2 separate regions of the Homo sapiens genome follow, and region 2 is linked to region 1. Evidence: chromatin loops called from intact Hi-C (ENCODE). Cell type or tissue: mammary epithelial cell. All regions are shown on one strand.

Region 1 (2,500 bases):
CAGGGTTTATATACTCGTTAGAGTTGGAAACATGAAAATGGCAATTTGGGATGTCTCTTTGGAGTCAAAAACCTTATAAAAATATAATGTACTTTCTCTCTCTCTTCATTTCCTCATTTTTCTGGTCAAAGCTAGAAGAGTAAGATGTCTTTGAAACTATTAAGATAATTTTTAAGACATGGTATAATTGTGAATTTTATATAGATATAAAATGAACAGGTATCAAAGACTTTATTAGCTTATTAATTAATAAGAGAACGGGTAAATGTTATAATTGGTATAAAAAGCAGAGGCATATGTAGGAAATTAGGAATCTGAAATGAATTTACAAATTGATGGTCTATCCATGAGGCAATAATTGGTTGCATTCCACCAGTCACAATTGATTTGCATTTCTATGAACAAGAGATGGATGAGCTAGACAGGATAGTCACTCACTTTTTGTTCTGAGCCCATTTCAAAGTCTCAGTTGTTTTCCTTACTAAAACATCTATCTCTAATATCCCATTATATGTATTAATATCCCATTATATATTATATTTTATAATATATAATGTATCCCATTATAATATATATTTTTTATAATATATAATATATATCCCATTATCCCATATATATTCCCATATATATTATATAATATAAAATATATCCTATTATAATATATATTATATATTTTATATATAAGTGATTTCCAAATGAGTTCTATATATATTATAAATTAATATCCCATTATATATACATTTGCATAAATATATGTAATGGGATATTAATTTTTAATATACATAGAACCCCTTTGGAAATCCCTTTCCACAATTACAAGCAATAGATATTTTGGCAGAGTTTTAGTTATGGGGTGATTAGATTTTCTAGCATGTTGAGATTTAGTGGGTCTTAATTTACCCAAAGTCATTTAACCAAAGTAAAATTGAGATTCAAACCCAGATAGATTCTGATTTTAAAAAGCCATGTTTCTGTCTCCTCCCCCTCAAAAAAATGGGTGAAAAAATGGTGGCTCAGGGTCAGATACAAGCTTTTCACTTGTAAGGGTAAAATAATTAAGTCATAAATGATTAGAGCTAAATAAACCTCTCTTAACCAATATCTTCCTGAGAAGCACAATAGTTGACAATAAAGCCGAGAAGCACTGGGAAGCTGAGATGCAGACCTGCACTCTCTCTGTTCGGGCTTCCCCTTGCCTTCTCAGTTATTTCCTTGGCGCCTCTAAGGATCCCCAGAAAACTGTTTCAAATCCTTGAGTTCATCCAGTCTTATCAAAGACTCATCTCTGCATTAGAACTGTTATTTTCTTATTCCAAACCCGGTGCTCATCTATGTTGTCTTTACTGAAAATAAGGGTTAGTCTTGAACTAGTATTTAAATTTAAAGTCCAATGTCTGAACCAGGCAGCCATCAGATCTGATTTAGGGAACACCTGCCCTCTTGTGGTTCTCTGAGCTCATCTGTCTGGAGTTAAGGAAACCTTTTCCAGCTTTCGTTGTGGAGACTCTTCCCGGAGGAGACCATCTTGAAAGAGCTTTATGGAAGAAAGCCAGCCTAAAGTCCCAGTCCAATTTGCCTAGAGATGAAGGCAAGAGGTGGTAAATAGGGTGAGTAAGAGGGTCTTTAATCCAGGAATAAAGATGTAATTGTCAAGATAGAACATCTCTTTGCCTCCTTTATCAATCTGCTGCTGAGTCCTTGGAGTTTGCCACTAATCAGGTATAGCTTTGAAAATGTAAAAGAGTTTTTCAGATACTCCCAAACACATTAGCAGTTGCAAGAGTATCAGTTGGAATGGACTAAGGTATGCTGAAAAATCATACCACCCCCAAATCTCAGTGAATTATACAACAAAATTTAATTCTGAATTATTCTAGGTATTTATTTTAGTCAGGGTTCTCCAGAGAAACAGAGAAAAATAGGATAGATAGATGATAGATTAGATAAATATGTACATACATATATAGATACATAGATTCATAGATGCATACATACATAGAAAGATATAAGAGATTTATTATGAGAATAGGCTCACGTGGTTATGGAAGCTGAGAAGTCTTAAAATATGCCATCTGCAAGCTAGAGAGTCAGTGAAATAGTTTGGATACTTGTCCCCACTCAAATCTCATGTTGAATTGTAATCCCCGATGTTGGAGGTGGGGCTTGGTGGGAGGTGTTCGGGTCATGGGGGTAGATTTCTCATGAATGATTTAGCACCATCCTCTTGGTGCTGCCTTCATGATAGTGAGTGAGTTCTAATGAGATCTGGTTATTTAAGAGTATGTGGCACATTCCTCTCTCTCTTGCTTGCTCCTGCTTCACCTTGTGAAGTGCTTGCACCCACTTCACTTTCTGCCATGATTGTAAGCTTCCTGAGGCCTCCCCAGAAGCTGATGCTGAAGCTATGCTTCCTGTACAGCCTATAGAGCCATAAGCCAATTAAACCTCTTTTCTTTGTAAACTACTGAGCCTCAGGTATTTCTTTATGGCAATGCAAGGG
Region 2 (2,500 bases), 410 kb before region 1:
TAATATCTTGGGTAAAACCTTATTTCTACTGGGTGCCTGGGGATGTATCAGGGGGCAGGATGAATCAGACAGCAGAATCTGTTTGAGGTTGAAAACAAAGCAGAGACTGAAAAGCCCGGAGACATTCTGGACCCTTATTTTCTGTTGCTCTTTCTTCTTCTGTCTGCGTGTTGAATGCCTTTATCCCCATCCCATCCTGCACCATGCCACAGATACACACATTCTAGTGGGAAGCGATTCTTTCAGATTCTTCAGACCTTCTCTCTAACCTCACTCCTCAACGCAGTTGTCTGGGATCATGTAGGCAAGAAAAATACTCGATGCTGTATTCTCTCCAAGACCTTCCTTTGTAGCACTATCCCAAACTGTTATTGCTGATTTATTTGAGAGAGTTCTTGGTTAATGTCTGTCTCTCTACTGGGCTGCATGCTTCTAGAAGACAGAGCCTACCATAGAGACCAAAATACATAAGGTCTCAGGAAATCAGTATTGCCCGACAGAAACTTCTGCAGCGATGGGCATGTTCTGTATTTGTGCTGTCCATTATCATAGCCATGGGCGACAAGTGGCTGTTGAGTATTCAAAATATGGTCAGTATGACTGAAGAATACAATTTTAAATTCTACTTAATTTTAATCCATTTAAATTTACATAGCCTCATGTTACTAGTGGCTTCCATATTGGGCAGGGCAGACTGAACTAGGTTAGTAGATGTGTGGATGGAGGAAATCCAAGGAAGTAAGTACCTGGGTATGGGATTAAAGGAGAGTCAAAGTCATCACTGGGACTATTTTTGCATTTTTTTTATTCTCAACATACACCACCACCCCTCCCCGCCCCTCCGTCCCCCAACACACACACCAGCTTGCTCCACTGGCTGGATTGGGTTGAATTCAAGAGGTGGAAATTTGTAGCCTCCCTTATTGGCTCTGATGTCTTTGCTCTCAACCAGAGAAAACACTATTGCCGTTGTACAGGGTGTGGTCATTCCCAGCCCTGTTTCACCCTTACACGTGATCCTGTCTTCCTCTGGGTGCAATGAGGTCGTCATCAGTCTAAGTATGTTGGAGTGGTCCCCTGAGTCAACAGGAAGTGGCAAATCCTTGCTGAGTGAGTTCCCTGAACTGGGAGGATATCCTGAACATGCTATAACCTGAGAAAGCACATGTTTATCTTGCAGCATAAAAGCCCTCTGTTGGCCATACAGTGCTTGTTAATCCAGGGCTCTCTGTAAGCCTGACTCAGTAGGTGGTAAGTAAAGAAATGAATTTACTGTCCCTGTTCCTGTAACTCATGCTGACTGTGCACATGCCTCAACTGGAGGCTGGTTTTTGCTTTTCCAAGGGGCATGTTTCTAAGGAGACATTTATCTGTGTGTATCAAAGAATCATTTGCCTTGGATGACATCACTGGTCACAGCCCATTCTGCTCAGTTCCTTATTTAAAGGAGCCAAGTCTGAAAGGCCTGGCTTAGAAAGTTTCTACCTTCAATAGTTGTGTCAACGGGAGAGCCTCAGCATGCTGTTCTGAATGGAGGGCCAGGTGCAACGTGTACATGCAGACCCAGAAGATAAAAGTTGGGCCTACAAATGCACTCCTTCTGCAGATGAGATGCCAGTCTCACCAGGCCACCTGGGAGCGAAAGGGCTTTCTGACCTTCATGAAAACCCAACACAAATATCTCAAGAACTTTTTCAAAATATCTATTTTCCTGCTGCTCTCCTGCTGGTTCAATCTCGGGAGCTTAAGTAGCTGTGATTGTCCCTGGGAAATCTGCTTTTTAGTATAACTTATTTGGATGGAAAAAAAGCCATCATCTATTTAAAGTTTACATGCACTTGCCCCTTTGATCCAGCAATTCTACTTCTAATAGTTATAGAAATACTTGCATATTTAAGAATAGATATATATGGTTATTCATTAGTGTGAAAAATTTGAACCAAGAAAAATGCCATTAATAAATCAGGATGCAATAAATCAAGGTGTGCAGATGGAAATGGCAGAAGTTGCCTGCTCACTTCCGTTTCCCATTCTACTTTTTTTTATTTTCTAATCTTAATTTCTTGAGTATTCATAATAAAATATGGCTTTATTCAAACAAAGATTGATAAGCATCGTGGTGAATAATATCAATAATATTTGAAATATTATCAAATTTATTTTTCATTTATTGATGTAAAGGCTCTGATATGGTTTGGCTCTGTGTCCTCACCCAAATCTCATCTTGAATTGTAATCCCCACATGTCGAGAGAGAGAGGTGATTGGATCAAGGAGGTGGCTTCCCCTCTGCTGTCCTTGCGATGGTGAGTTCTCATGAGATTTGATGGTTTTATAAGGGGCTTTCCCCAATTTGCTGTCACTTCTCTCTCCTGCCATCATGTGAAGAAAGTCCTTGCTTCCCCTTCGCCTTAACTATGATTGTAAAGTTTCCTCAGGCCTCCCAAGCCATGTGGAACTGTGAGTCAATTAAACCTCTTTCCTTTATAAATGACCCAGTTT

What was found. Hi-C counts contacts between places; a loop is a spot of excess contacts. Peaks named below come from ENCODE experiments on the same cell type or tissue, not always from the same donor. Only the 100,000 strongest peaks of a DNase experiment are listed, where the experiment ranks them.
Region 2: it touches region 1 in a loop (13-fold over the local background); 3 of 110 quality-filtered maps call a loop at or near these places.

Annotation. Positions count from the first base shown.
Region 1 is chr15:93,973,831-93,976,330 of GRCh38, forward strand. All of the region lies in intron 2 of LINC01580 (long intergenic non-protein coding RNA 1580), which reads left to right. It overlaps LINC01581 (long intergenic non-protein coding RNA 1581), which reads right to left. Exons shown (of 9, transcript NR_120320.1): 5 at 1,166-1,576. Among named protein-coding and RNA genes, the nearest start is that of LINC01580, 74 kb to the left of the region's middle. In mammary epithelial cell, a CTCF peak has its summit at 1,440 (motif pointing left); no DNase peak of the experiment used is centred here.
Region 2 is chr15:93,565,817-93,568,316 of GRCh38, forward strand. All of the region lies in intron 2 of LOC107983974 (a long non-coding RNA gene), which reads left to right. Among named protein-coding and RNA genes, the nearest start is that of LINC02207, 290 kb to the right of the region's middle. In mammary epithelial cell, a CTCF peak has its summit at 1,210; a DNase peak (open chromatin) is centred at 1,165; H3K27ac peaks cover 1,979 bases.